Linked DNA regions of Homo sapiens: regions 1 and 2 are each linked to region 3. A link is a loop called in an ENCODE intact Hi-C map of the cell type or tissue named here. Cell type or tissue: heart right ventricle. All regions are shown on one strand. Each heading gives the region's core, and the rest is flanking DNA. Links, peaks and the distances in the headings are about the cores only. Region 1 overlaps DYM (dymeclin). Region 2 overlaps DYM (dymeclin). Region 3 overlaps CTIF (cap binding complex dependent translation initiation factor).

Region 1 (5,089 bases), core at 983-3,482, 470 kb after region 3:
TCCATTCTGTTCCTCCGTTAACTGCTTGGCCTACACTCACTTCCCTCCCCTATACAAACCTGCCTGGCAATTTTCGATTCACCCTTCAAAATGTAGCTTAGAAAAATATTTACCACATTTTCAAGTTAATTATATACATTTTATTTCACTAAATATTAAGTTCTTGAGCCTGGGATAGTTCACTTCTGCCTCTTTGATGCCTAGCGTAGTGCCTGTACATTTAACAGGGTCTCAAAAAATGTTTATTTAATTGAACTGAACTCAGAAATAATTTGGGATGCACAGTGTTAGGGACTGAATGTATGTGTCTCCCCCAAATTTCCTATGTTGAAGCCCTAACCTCTAGTATCGCTGTATTTGGAATAAGGAAATAATTAAGGTTAATGAGGTCATAAGGGTGAGGCTCTGACCCAAAAGGATTAGTGTCTCCATACAAAGAGACACCACAGATCTCTCTCTCTGTGCACGTACTAAGAAGAGGCCTTGTGAACACGCAGTGAGAAGGCAGCCATCTGCAGCCCAAGGGGAGGGCCCTCACCAGACCCCACTAGACCCCACCCTACTGGCACTTTGATCTTGGACTTCCAGTTTCTACAACAGTGAGAAAATAAACTTCTGTTGTTTAAGCCACTCAGTCTATGGTATTTTGTTATGAGCCTGAGCTGACTAATATACATAGGGATGTGTTTAAGATGAGGCAGTTCCTCTCTTCCCACTAAAAAGCAAGTTAGGGCTCTTGGGTCTCCAGTAGTAAAAACTCTTCTGTTGGGAAAAACAAAAAAACAAAAAACAAAATTTTTTTTTTTTTGGCGGGGGAAGGGAAGTGGCCTTTTCTCCAGAGGGCTATGCTTGAAAGAGTATTGTCACTTCATCCTTAGCCAAGGCCACAACTCACTCCCAACTAAGATTAGACATTCCATAAGTTCTCTTACAAGCAAACTAATTATAAAAGAAAGCTCAATTCCCTAAGGACTGGGTTACTGAGGTAGTAGAGAAGTGCAAACCCTTATTCCATCACAGAGTCAGAGTTCAGAGATACTGCAGCAATACAGTATTCCCCCCTTATCCACGGGGGATACATTCTAAGACCCCCAGTGGATTCCCAAAACCATGGATAGTAGCAAACCCAATATATACTATGGTTTTTTGATCTGATAACTGAGATGGCTGCTAAGTAATGGCTGTTAAGTGACTAATGGGCAGGTCGCATATACAACAGGGATACACTACACAAAGGGATGATTCGCATTCCAGGTGGGACACGGCAAAATTTAATTACACTATGCAGCACAGTGCACAATTAAAAACTTACGAATTTTCTATTTCTGAAACTTTCCATTTAATATTTTTAGACTACATTTGATTGTGGGTAACTGAAACCCCAGAAAACAAAACGAGGATAATGGGGGACCACCGCATATATCTCAGAGGTAAGAAGAACTATTACAGGGCTTCTAAAATAACCATCATTTATGACATTATAAAATAAAGCTACAGAAGGAATGAGGAGTGCTAGAAGGAGGCTTTAGTTTTTGGAAGGGGTGGTCAGGGAAGGCTTCACTGAGGAGGTGTCATTTAAGCAAAGACCTGAAGATGCTGTGTGTGTGTGAGTTGTGCACAATCTTGAGAAAGAGTATTTCAATAAAAAGGAACAATAAATACAAGAAGGACATGTTCAAGTTGAATTACAAGTAATCTCATGAATTTCTATAAAAGACCTAAATCACATCATTTTTGTTTGCCAAGAACCATCCCCCATCCCCAAGAAAAGTTTCATCTTTCTTAAAAGAGAAAATTAAATGATTACTATTCAGCTATCATTTATAGCAACAACAGAACCTATCTGCTACAGAGCAGGAATTGGATTTGAAAAACACAATGCTGCTAAAAATTACATCTTTAAGACTTACTTGAATGTAAAATGAGAATTACTGTATTCAATAATTCTATTATATGACTGTGGAAACTTGTCTACTTATGAAAAGTAAGAACAGTCTAGACAGGTAGAAGTTGTAATGTGAGCTTCATAATATTAAAGCTGGAATGAAAAACAGTTTTTCGAATTTATTTCATCAATTACTGAAATATTGCTAGAAATAAAAGGCAGAAAGCTCACAACAACATCAGAAAGCTTAAAGTATTTATCTTTAAATTGAAAATATGCTAACTGCTAATGTATAAAAAGTAGTTGTTATTGTAGTAATAGTAGAAAAAAATAATAGCCACATGTGAGTGCTTAGCATGTGACATGTACTGTGCAAAGTATTTTGCGTGTACACATGGCCTCGTTTAATCCTGGCCTCAACCCAGAGGGGCAGGTTTCCCTGTTATTCCCAACTTGCTTGCTGAAGATTACCAGCTGGTCAGTGGCAGAACTAGAACTCAAGCCTAGGCAGCCTGACTCATAGCCTAAGCACCATATGCACAATGCTATGAAAACACCAACATTTGTCTATCAACCTCAGCAACTGTTTCTGCTTGTCCTGACCAAAATCTGACACCTTCCTGTTTAGTTTTTAAAGGATTATTACGATGTGTCACTTTCAAAACTCAGGATTTTAATTTTTCCTGTCTTTGTGATCTATTAATGAATTCCAAGTCATTATTTAATAATAATGGGATAACCACATCTTGATTTGTCCAGTCCCAGTTTACACATTTTGTCTCACTAAATAGTATCCCTTTCACTCTCTTAAAGTGACCAGGTTTGGATCATAAATTATATAATCACTCACTTAATAATCACTTTATTTTTTGCTCTGCCCACTGTCTTTTTTTATTAAACAATGAAACTTACTGAACTGCTAGCATTCTCTCTTTTAGAGGGAGTATATGTTCAAACACACTTCTAATCAGTGTTGGCTCTCAACATTTAAAGCACAACTTTTTTTCTTGTCTTTAAATGGTCCACAACTCTTTTCCAATTCTTATGTCTGATCTCATCTCCTCCCACATCCTGTCCCATTCCCTGTTGTCTTCTCCTAAATGAATCCTTTGTCTCTCTCGCCCACTATTGCCTATATCTTCTTTTATGCCACCCCCTACGCTTGGAACAAACCTATTAATCCACCAAAGGTCTGTCCTCCAAAAACTTCTTTAAAAGTCACTTTAGTCAGTAAGCCTACCTAAGATCATCCATCCACCCACCTGTCCTATTTATGGACTGAATCCATCAGGCCAACCTCTTTGAGGCTCAGATTTGAAACATTTTTTATTATTTTTACACTACTATGAGGTTCACCATCTTCACTCACACCGAAGAGAATGTGAATTCTAACAAACTTTACAATGTAAAAGTAGGGCTTTCAGGTATATCTGTATCTAGTAACCAAAAATGCACGCATAATCCAGAGGGATCTTGCTAAAAAATTATAAATCCAACCATCACTTTCAGAGGACATAGGGACAAACGCTCAGTTGTGAATATCCGATTGTCAAAAGGGAGATCATATATTCACTGCCGGTACACAATCTTCTTTTTTTTTTTTTTTTTTTTTGAGATGGAGTCTCTGTCACCCAGGCTGGAGTGCAGTGGTGCGATCTCGGCTCACTGCAAGCTCCGCTTCCTGGGTTCACGCCATTCTCCTGCCTCAGCCGTCCGAGTAGCTGGGACTATAGGCGCCTGCCACCACACCCAGCTAATTTTTTGTATGTTTAGTAGAGGCGGGGTTTCACTGTGTTAGCCAGGATAGTCTCAATCTCCTGACCTCATGATCGCCCGCCTCGGCCTCCCAAAGTGCTGGCATTACAGGTGTGAGCCACTGCGCCCGGCCGCTGCTGGTACACAGTCTAAGAAAAGTTACTCTTGCAATCTCATGGGGAAAATGGGTGAAGTGAAGATCTGGTCTTGTCCTGCTCCTAACACCTACAACTTGCCCAATTCTGAGTATCAACTCTGTGCTCATTTGTTCACATTGACAGTAAGGACAGTAATAAATAAACAAAATAGCACACATGGAAAGCTGTCACTTTTGGGCCAAACACTATACATTTAGTGAGCTAGTATAATGAGCTAAGGCATTAGAAATCCCATTAACATATTTTTCAGCAGAATTGTACATTAAACAAGACAATTAATTCTAGGTAACACTGATTTTTGAACATCACAGTTTAAGACAAATACAAGGAATTAAAATTCAAAGCTGAAATAGGACATCAGAAAGATATTTTTAATGGGATGATAATATATCTAAAAATAACAGAATGAGAATGAAACTCTCCCCAAATATTTGAGTAACAAATATTAATAGGCCAGAAAATAACTATTGTATTTATATAAATATAGACCACCAGAAGAAATGTCATTTGGTTATGTAAGAGGGAAAAATTCACTTTTCTAAATGTACAAAATCAGAGACTATCACCTACAGAACCATGTTAGGAAAAATAACATGATAATACATATGGCTTCTTTATGCTAAAAAACACAATAGGTATTGAGAAAGTGAGTTCTGTGGTTTTGATTATGGAGAGAGATATCAAACTTCCACACGTTATAAATCAATAAGGCCACCTCATCCTCTGAAAAAAACAACTTATTGATTCTTTTTCATTCTTGAAGTTAAAAAGCACTACTCAAATAAGGATATACATTCCCCAATACGTAAAAAGCAGTGATTTAAGTTGTGTGCCAACAAACTGAAATCCAAGAATACAAATATCCCAGAGCTGAGTTAACTATAAAGCAATCATTTTAAGCGTTCATTTGGCTGTTTGGGGGGTAGCATTATCACTATGGCAGAACAAAACCACCACCAGTTTGACTGTGGAGAAGGCATTTCAAATTAACACAAACTGACTTGGTTTCATTTAAAGAAAAGATTCATATGAGGTGGGAAGTAGAAGTACTTCATCCAGGGGGTCCTGGTTCTGTCCATTTTGTTTTATGAGGCCCATCACAGCTAGACAATGTAGCACAGAAGGAGCATATTCTTAATATACCTTGTCAGGGGCAGTCTGTGACACACAGACAATGGAAAAGGAAAATGGGCCTCTAAGATCTGGCTGTTCATAAATGAAAAGTTCCTCTTAAGAATATGGGTACACATGGAATACTATGCAGCCATGAAAAATGATGAGTTCATGTCCT
Region 2 (5,089 bases), core at 1,504-4,003, 450 kb after region 3:
AGCAAAGCCAAGTCAATGGAACTTTATTTGCTTTCTTAAACTCCCTTACTGCCCCTGTAGTGGCATTCTCTCCCCCCACAGGCTTGAGTACAATTTTTGTTTTATTTCCCCTTAAACAGCCAGGGCAGTTTCCTCATTATCTGGAACTCAGTTGAAGGTTTCAGGTTTCCCTAGAGATGTTCAGACCAACATAGTTGCACTAAAGTACTAATACTAATGTTTTTGGAACTTGCGATTAGCTTTCTATGTTGTTACTCAACTGATTTGTGAATTATACAGTATAATGAGGATAAACATTTTCTTAATAAACTTAGAAATCTCTAGGTAGACTGAAAGTACTCTATGTACTACAGTGAGAAGAAAAACATGTCCTTATTTTTAAGTACTTATTCAAACTCTGCTAATACAGTACATTCAGTCTTGGTGTAGAAAGTACACGTCGTGAGACTCTGTCTCAAAAAAAAAAAAAAAAAGTACACATCTAGGAATCCACTGCTGCATTAAGACCTTCTCATTTTCCTTTTTCATCTTTTACCAACAAGTGGTTTAAAGCATTAGTCCAGGACACAGAATTTTATGTGGTTACTGGCAAAGGTACTTAAGTAAAACTTCTGTGAAAGAAAAGGAAGGAACATGTTCATTTTCCCAGTTAATGACTAATGTAAAAGAGAAAATGGTTTCAAATGTGTAAATCACTTATACAACAGTGTTTTGAGCAATGGGAATGACCAACAAAACATTGAAGTATCATGAAAGAACATACAACGGTGCTTATTTTTAAGGTTACTGCTGTTTGTTTAATCACCTTTCAGGTCTCTATCAGGAGTGATTCACAGTCATCTCTCCTACTGAATCAGTGCTAACCATTCTCTTCAATTAAATCTGAGAAAAGGCAGCAAAATTCAAGTTCATAAACCCATTTGGAAAATGTTGTGATTTACAAAGTCTCATACACATAAATGTTAAGAAAAAAAAAAAAAAGGATTGTCAATGACAGATTCCAAATGGAATTTTCCCACTATTTCTAGAAGCAGATGCTTTAAGAAATTCATTTTTACTTAGTGAAAATTTTATACAAGAAGAAAATATTCAATCAGTGACTCTAAAATCTGTAAACTTCAGTAGCAGAATTCACAGGACTGTTACAAATTCAAATTGTCCTATCATGGCATAATTACCTCCATGGTTGGCAAATACCAGTAAATATGACCTATTTCCTCAAATATTAATTTTATAGATCTCTGATTAAAGAAGAATGCTACTAAGGCAACATCAGAACTTCAGAACTATACATATTCAACACATTTTTGTGGAGTAAATGGCACAGGAATACTACATAAATCAAATAATAATTGCTTATAAATAACAAAACATTTGCAGATGACCCAAATTCAAGTTTTTGGTAAACCCAACTCCCCATTGCCACCCTGGCCCCGATAGGGTTTCTAAACAGTTACTAGATATATTTTTCTTATCACAGGTATGGCAAGTGTAGAATTAAGCGAGCTGTTATGCTAATTAAAAAATTAGAACATTCAACTTAACAGGAAAATCTTAAAAGATACATTTTGGAATTATAAACTTAATACCTTAAGGGGATGACAGATTGTGACATCACATACCCACACACACACGAGAAAAAACTAGCACCAGTCAGGCTGTGGCTGCACACAGCTATCTTTGTTTATCATTGACTGATATCTGGACTGGGTACTGTTCCCACAGTCTCATATCAGGACAACCATTTAGAAATGAAACAAACCACAGGAAAGAAGCAAGGCAACTCTACAGCTGTCTGGTATGCATCATCACTGCAAACTCAGAACTAAAGAGTTCTCTAATAAAGTTTCTAAATACCAATCCACTATGTTGTTGTCTGGAGATTTAGAGCTGTCCTTATTAGAACTTGATGAACTTCTCCTGTGGTTAATGGCAAGATAATTTTTAGCATCTTCATCAAAGCCATATTCCAAAATATAAGAAATGTCACAGGTAGTCACACTACTTTAAGAAAATTTATAACACATTCTCTTTCCTATTATTATATTATGCTCACCCCTGTGCTGTTTCTATTCTATTCCATCAGCATCCTCTAAGGTCAGGTGATGTCTTAGTGCATTTTCTGTCGGTTAGAACAGAATACCTGAAACTAGGTAATTTATAAAGAAAAAGGAATTTATACAGTTATGGAGGCTGGGAAGGCCATGGTCAAGGAGATGCAGCTGGTGAGAACCTTCTTGCTAGTGGTGACTCTCTGTGGCATCCCAAGATGATGCAGGGTATCACACAGTGCATGCTAACATGCTAGCTCAAGTCTCTCTTCCTCTTCTTATAAAGCTACTAGTTCCCCTCCTATGCTAACCTATTAATCCATTAACTCACTAATCTATTGATCCATGAATTCATTAATCCATTTATAAGGGATCCAATCACCTATTCAAGGTCCCACTTCTCAATACTGCCACACTGGGGATTAAGTTTCAACATGAGTTTTGGATGGCACATTCAACCGTAGCAGTTGGTAATAAACTCTTCGTCATTAAGGTGGATGGAACAAAGGCCACATGTTACTGCTGCTCTCTTCTGACCATGTCTGGTAAGACTGGAGTCACACCCTGATGAGAGCAGAGCCAATTAGATTCTCTTTCTCAGGAATTGAGAATGAGGACTTTAAGACTTTAAGACAGCTAAAGGCACTGCACTCACAAGGTTGGAGGGAAGAAGAGGAAGGGCTGGGGTTGCTATTTTAGGTCCAAGTAAGCAAACAGATAAACCTGGATGGTAGAAAGCAGCAGCAGAATAAAGCAGAAGCAAAAGGAAGCAGAGACCAGAAACGAAATGACCCCCAAAACAGGACCCAATGGCTTTTCAATTTTAGGTTCCAGATCTCTGGGAAATCCAGGTGTACTTGCTCCCCTTAAGTTCAATAAGGAATCTTTGCATACTTCCTATAAAATCATCCCTGCTTTTGTTTTTGTGTTATTAGCTTGAGTGGGTTTCTCAACTCAGATATAAAGATTCTTAATTATGTACAAATTATTGGTTTAAGGTTGATTTTCTTCAACCACTTGTTAACAATCATTTACAACTTGTTCCCTTGATTTGAGACATCATTCTTCTATTTGCATATTAGAGGTTTCTTGGGCAGCAAAGATTTTCAGCACAGTAAAATCTTGAGAAGAGAGGGGTAATGCTATTATAAATTTTACAATGAAATAATTTATTTATTTATTATTTTTTTGAGATGCAGAGTCTTACTGTGTCACCCAGGCTACAGTGCAGGGGCATGATCTCAGCTCACTGCAACCTCTGCCTCCCGGATTCAAGTGATTCTCCTGCCTCGGCCTCCCAAATAGCTGGGACTACAGGTGTGCACCACCACACCCGGCTAATTTTTGCATTTTTAGTAGAGATGGGGTTTCACCATGTTGGCCAGGCTGGTCTTGAACTCCCGACCAAGTGATCCATCTGCCTCGGCCTCCCAAAGTGCTGGGATTACAGGCAGGAGTTACTGTGCCTGGCTGAAAGGAAAATTTTTTATTGATGAATAAGGTAACTACTTACATAATCTGGTAGAGGAACATCATTAGAACTCAGCGAACCTCTCAAGGACTGTGTGGCTTGTTCCAGAACTTTGTTGTGTTTTTTAGACAGCAAAGAAAATAAACTGGAAAAACAAACAAAAAACCAATTATATTAAAGGAACTGTTTTCTTTTCTGTCTTCTGTGGAAATATATAGTTCCACAGCATGTCAATTATTCTAAAATATACTTGTAAATGATTCTTTCTTCATGCCTGTGTTAACAGCAAGATTAATAATAGTATTTATGTAAGAAAAAAGGAGTGGGGAGGATGTTTAAATCATAAGAATTCTAAAAAATTTTTTAATGACAGTTTAAAATTATGTTTCAAACACAGGAGCATTTTTCATAAGATTACTATAGGGAAAAGAATAGTGGCAAAAACCTGAGATGTAGACTATGACTAACTCATAGTGCAATCTACTACAAGTCACTTGAGCTTGTGTATTTTCTCATCTTCTGAAAAAGTGTGTTGGACAAGATTATTTCTCTACTGTCATACAGAGTCTATGGTTCTGTATTATAGCTTTATTTCTCAAAAATAATGATTCAAAATGTTTTATAAGATTTCTGCTTCTGGCCATGACAGATTAACTGATACTGGACTAACTCTCCTGCTATCACTAACTGAAAACTAAAAAAAAAAAATGACACAACTGTTTTCAGATGTAACACAACATGTGAAGTAAAGGATTATAATCCCTAACAAAAGGGAGATGAAGATGAGCCCCATAATGGTGAGCTTCTGTCTCGAGGAACATTGCAGACTATGGTCCAGGAAGGTGGGACCCAAAGAGTACACAGCAGTGTTGTGCTGAGCTAAGGCAGAGAGAGGAATTTAACACTGCTGTGGCAACTGCATTTTGCAAGGTGGAATACTAGAGAGGAGAGAATTTCCAGAAAGCAGGTCCAGAAATCCAAGTGTCTTCTTGAATGTTTGTATAAATGTTAAGCTGTAATGTGCAGAGCAAGACTCCACAAGGTGTGGCAGTAAACAACTACCCAGGAGCTGTAAATTAAACAGAGATTTTGGGGACCATAACAGACTGAGGGATATTGGAGCTCCAACCAGCCAGAAGATAAAAATCAATGAACATGAACATTTAGTTGAATGCTTAGAAAGGCCATGCTTTAGGAGTCAGACTATTCTATTCTAGAGTGCAAATTACTTTATTCTAAGAGGCACCCTAATAGAGCAAAACAAACAATCTTCAAAGAATACAGTTGATTTACATTAAATATAAATGCACTAAACACTCCAGTTAAATGTCAGAGATTTTCAGACTGGATAAAAAAGCGAGACCCAACCATGTGCAGTTTAAAAGAGACACATTTGTAAATTTAAAGATACAGACAAGTTAACAAAAGGATACAAAAAAGACATACTATAAAAACATTAATCATAAGGAAGTTGGAATGGCCATGTTAATTTCCGACAAAGTAGGCTTAAGAACAATATTATTATTACTAGAGATAAAGAGGGAGATTTTATAATGATGAAAGCCAG
Region 3 (5,089 bases), core at 1,213-3,712:
AACGAGAGGGGAAGACTTGGTGTTTTTCCTTATTTGTGTTTTGTATTAAAGAAAACAAATAATATCCTTTGAGAAAACCATTAAACAAAGCACATCCTAAGGCCCCAGAGGCCTATTGTGGCTGCCTGGAGCCCGGAATTCATTCATGCTTTCTTGGCTAGATTGTTGGAGGCAAGAGAGACGGGGGTGAGAGGAAAGGATTGTTATTAAAATGTATTTTGAAATGTGTTGCTCCCTCCCTGCACTCAATCCAGTCCAGGCCAAGTGGCCATAACTCCAAGGTCCCTGTGTCCTCCTGAGTCTGTTGTTCTCCCATTACCTCTCTGGGAAGCTCCCCAAAACTGGCCAGTCCCAGCATAGCCAGGGTGGTCAGTTTCCCCCATGAGCTTGGGGGCTGAGCCCCGTGAAGGCAAAACAGTGGGACCCTCCTTTATGGAACCTGAATCCCGAGGGCTGCATGTGCCCCACCACAGGGTGTAACCCACAGGACTATGATCTCTAACTCACTGTGTGGCCACTCTGGGCCTTGGGCTCCCTGCCTGTAAGGTGGGGAGTGGGCCAGAATAGACCCCCTCTGACTGCTCTCCAGCAGCCTGGACCCTGTGGCTCCCTGTCATCCAGCGCATGCTCAGGTCGCTGCAGGTGGGTGGGAGTCACACTCAGGCTATGGCCTCTGCATCCAGGCCTATACCCAGGTGTCCCAGGTCCAAGCCAGACCACTCCCTCCCACTTGACTCCAAGCCTTGGTACCCCCTACTCCACCCCAGGCCGCTCATAATGGAATGGTAGTGCATGGTGGTGCTCTCTGCCATGTCCACACCAGAACACACTTTTCTGTTGGAGGAGGGATGGGAAGAGGTGGTAAGAGCAGAGCTGGCCATCAGCCCAGCTTGTGCAAATAGCTCTGCCTGTGATCCTGCATTTGCAGGATCTGCCCTGGGTTGCAAATAGAGGGTCTCTCTCCAACCTTGATGTAGATGTAGAAATAGTTGCTGTCATGATGACAATACGCAAAAGACTATCCTTAGAATTTTCCCCAGTTCCTCCTTTAAAGTTGAAAAAGGAGCCTGGGCAACAAAGTGAGACCCCATCTCTGCAAAAAATCAAAAAACAAGCCAGGCGTGGTGATGTGTGCCTATGATACTGGCTACACGGGAGGCTGAGGAAGGAGGATTGCTTGAGCTCAGGAGGTCAAGGCTGCAGTGAGCCGTGTTTGTACCACAGCTCTTCAGCCTGGATGACAAAACAAGACCCTGTCTCAAATAATAATAATAATGATGATAGTAATGCTGAAAAAGTAATTTAGCTAATTCCATGTTTTCCTAAATACTCCCTAGGCAATATAGGGAAAGAAGATCTTGGGTAAAAATTTCACTGGGGGTGCCTGGACTAGGTTTAGGAGACAAATTTCCTCTTCACAGGGCTTAGGGTTTTCAGGCTTCACCTCCTTGGTCCTCTAGCAGCCCAGAGAAGAAGGGTAACATTCCCATTGTGTTATGGAACTTGTGCTTAGAGAAGTAACTTGTCCTGGGATGCACAGCCAGTGAGCTGCAGAACCTGGCCCCAGCTCTGTTGCTCATTTTCTGCAAAACCTTGAACCAGCTTGTTCATCTTTCCAGATTTGAATGTCTCATCTGTAATTCAAGGACTTGGACATAATGGATTCTAAGGTCCTCATTGTCCCTACTGTTCTTTGATTCTGTAATTCCAGCATCACTGCCTGGTAGGAAGTTCATTGACTCTACTGTTTTTCCTTTTTCAGTCTGGATTTGGTGGTTAGAGTCTAGTCTCTCCAAACTCTTGATGTCTTTCTGTCTTAGATGCTGGTGTACTTAGTGCAGTCCCAGAGGTGCTTTGCTCTCTTTCAGGAGTTACTAATGATCCCCCTTCCTCCCCCCATGACACAGGGCTACCACCCGATGCCCCATGAAGTGGAGATCGCACACACCAAGAAGCTGTTCCGCAGGAGGAGAAATGATCGAAGGTAGGAGAGACTTCGTCGTGAGCTTTGGGTTTTCCTTTCCTGCTTCTGCCATCTGTAGCGACGTCAGCTTTGGCCTGCATTTCGCTTTTCCCAGTCACCAGCTGATCCTGATGAGATGGGGTTGGTGGCATCGTGGGTTGGTTACTGGCTGGGGATTCCCCAGGGGCAGAGTGGCGGCTCCACTTCTCTTGTTGGCCTAGGGATTGGCTCCCTTCAGGCGTTTGGCTGAGAGCCCACCATCACCACTGCCTCTTCCTGGGGGTCAGGCAGTGACCAGGCTTTGCAGTTCAGGAGGAAAAATGCTGTTTCCGCTGACCTCAAAGCAACAATAGTGGTCCTCAGAAAATAGGACTGGCTGGCTGTGTGTTTTGAGACATGGCCTCCAGGAGGCTCCTGGAGCTCACAAGTGCAAGAGTATCTGTTTTCCTCCTCCCTGGTCATTGGGGGTTGTCCCTCATGCGTGCTGGCTCTGCTGTCACAGGCAACACACAGATCAGCAATGGCACATGCTACTGCTCCCAAATTCCTGGGGGAACCCACTTAAACTAAGGCAGAAACCGAGATCTCCTGTGGAGCTCAGACTCCCGAGTGACAATGGGGCCAGGAAAGGGGCAATGAGGTAGCCCTGGATAAGAACATGCAGCTGAAATTGAGCATCCTGGGAATGTGTGCATTTATTTTCAAAAAGGCTTTCTTATAAGGGGAGATCTTCAAGATATATTTTAAGTGGAAAAAATTCAGGTGCAGAGTAATGTTTCTTATGTGTGGTCATTTATGCAAAAGGGGGAGTTAGAGTATATTTTTTGCTTGAACATGCATAAATTATTTCTGGATGGAAATACCAAAAAAAGAACGAACAAAAAGGCTTATGCCTCAGGAATTAAAATGAGGTGTTCCTCTATAGGGAATATATTCTTAGATAAAGATGACGGCTTTTGGTTCTACCTTTAATGAACAGAGAATGTTCTCTGAGGGCCAAGAAACAGCCGGTGGACATGCCTTGCTCAGAACCCTAGCGGCGCCTGTGCTCAGGCTGGCTGGCCACCTCCTTAGGCTGAGACCAGGGTCTCTGATCCTTCCCTACGCATGCACACCCTGAATAGGGATTATTAGGTGGTGACTGCAACTCTCAGGGTGGATGTAGGCCTGGGTGCCCAGACTGCTTTGTCATCCACTGGTGGATTAAGTGGATCTGAACACATTCACAGAGGATGGCAAATGTATAAGTAGCTTGGGAAGAAGGCAGTGTCCTGGCTTAGAAATCAGAACCACCAGACACTTTCTGTAGAAGCACCAGGCATCAAAAAGGAACACTGAGCAGGAAGAGGTGGACCCAGGCCTGTTCCTGCCTTGACCAGAGTACAGTTTATCGCATCGTGTGTGCTGCCTTTTTGCTGTGCAGCATCACAGAGGCAAATTCCTGGTTTCTGGGTTCCTGGTAGAGGGAAGAAGGAGGCAGCACCCCTCAAGGAGGAATAGGGTTCACAGGGGCCTGGGAGGTGTCAGAGAGAGCAAAGGCTTTATGTCCTCTGCCTCTGGCCCTGTAGTCTCTGATGGCAGGGAAGACCCAGAGTGTGTGTCTGGGAGGTGTGGAGAGTCCCCGAGCTTCCTGATGAGAAGTCACCCTCTGCCCCACCTCTCTGCGCCCAGGCAATGGCAGGCTGCCACCCAGCATCCAGGTCAGCCTGCATGTCCATTTCTGGGCCAGGTCACCTCACTCAGCAGGAAGACCCTGGACAGTGGCAGGCCTCCGGAAAGCAGCAGCGTGACCCAGGGATGTAGGAAGAGGAGCGCGGCATGCAACGGCTGGGAAGCCGAGCTTCCGCTGAGCTGCGCTCACATTCACCAATGTCCGGGTTAGGTCAGCACACCTCCCAAAGGATGTGGACGGGCCAGGGTCCAAAGTGAGGCAATAAAGATGATTAAAGGGGTGGAAAGTATGTCCTGTGAGGAGTGCTGGAGGGCTGGGGCCAGGGAAGAGGAGGCCGGAGGGAAGGAACATCGTGCCGTGAAACTCATGAAAGATTTATACGGAGAGATGAGGGGCCGCTGCCTCCATGTCCACAGGGACCCAGACTAGAGGAAGTCAGCTTGGATGGAAGAACAGAGTTTTCAGCTAGACCGAAGACAGACTTATGGAGCAAACATCTTGACCATTTGGGGCAACACTGTGCAAGTCAGAGCAGCAGCCATGCCTGAACACAGAGCGTGTGCTCGTCGGGGCGCCCCGCTCTAATTCCTCTTCTAGATGCGGTAGAATCCGTTACTCACTCACAGCCTGGAGCTGTCGTGGAGTCCTCAGGTGATGGGGACTTTCAGGAGGAAAGCAGGCAGCCATATAGTTTAAGGACCTTTTTGTCTAAAAGCAGGGGTCTCCTGAGTCTGTTTTGGGAAATCGTGGGATTCTGCCACCCAAAGAGCCGCTGCAGAATATTATCAGGTGACCCCTAACCTTCCCAGCTAATGACCCATAGTAGTAGCCTTGCTAAGTGTCAAACCTGCATATTTGACCTTGGAAGTCCATACTTGTGTGCAGCAGGTTCACCTTCCTAATATTCTGGGCTTAAACTACACTGGGAGGGGCTTGCATTTCCTGGGCACGCATGGTGGCAAAGGGAGAAGTGACCAGAATCAGATTTGGTGGACAAAGGGCACAGCCAGCATCTGTGCCATGCCTCTGATCTCCCCCCACCATATGAAGGGAAGGGGCCAGCTGTATCCCTCTGGTGGCTTGGTGGCTCTCCTTGGAATGGAGAGGAGTCTGTGGCTTTCCATCTTCCTGCAAAGTGGCTGGAGTTGGTGTCCGATAGCTGCAAACTCCAGGCAGCATGAGCGTGCTGCTGAAGCTAGGAGCATGCAATTTCCCACAGCCTGGAGCAGGGATTTTCAGACTGGGACCTAAAGTCCTAGGCTTCATCAAAGTCTGTGTCCCATCCCAGTTCCAGCTGCACTCTCAGGGGTTTTTGTGTGCCTTACTGCTTTTATTTTCCACTTGTTTAAGTCTGAGGCTGTTAGCAAGCTGAATTATATAGCAGTTTAGGGACATGCCCTGGAATTAGGAGCTGGATGGGAATCCCACCTCCTCTCCTCACTCACCCTATGATC

The links. A loop is a pair of places that touch in the nucleus more often than their neighbours do. Peaks named below come from ENCODE experiments on the same cell type or tissue, not always from the same donor. Only the 100,000 strongest peaks of a DNase experiment are listed, where the experiment ranks them.
Region 1: a loop joins it to region 3, with 2.6 times the contacts of the local background. A loop is called at or near these places in 9 of 110 quality-filtered maps.
Region 2: a loop joins it to region 3, with 4 times the contacts of the local background. A loop is called at or near these places in 9 of 110 quality-filtered maps.

The regions. Positions count from the first base shown.
Region 1 is chr18:49,183,445-49,188,533 of GRCh38, forward strand. The region is part of intron 14 of DYM (dymeclin); the gene reads right to left. Among named protein-coding and RNA genes, the nearest start is that of MIR4744, 140 kb to the left of the region's middle. RefSeq lists enhancers at 3,213-3,714, 3,715-4,214. In heart right ventricle, for the core only: no CTCF peak of the experiment used is centred there; a DNase peak (open chromatin) is centred at 2,337.
Region 2 is chr18:49,160,121-49,165,209 of GRCh38, forward strand. DYM (dymeclin) reads right to left here. Exons shown (of 18, transcript NM_001353214.3): 15 at 3,565-3,667. Among named protein-coding and RNA genes, the nearest start is that of MIR4744, 110 kb to the left of the region's middle. RefSeq lists a silencer at 1,728-1,787. In heart right ventricle, for the core only: a CTCF peak has its summit at 2,585; no DNase peak of the experiment used is centred there.
Region 3 is chr18:48,709,712-48,714,800 of GRCh38, forward strand. It overlaps CTIF (cap binding complex dependent translation initiation factor), which reads left to right. Exons shown (of 12, transcript NM_014772.3): 7 at 1,908-1,984. Among named protein-coding and RNA genes, the nearest start is that of MIR4743, 42 kb to the left of the region's middle. In heart right ventricle, for the core only: a CTCF peak has its summit at 2,360 (motif pointing right); a DNase peak (open chromatin) is centred at 2,400; H3K27ac peaks cover 2,500 bases.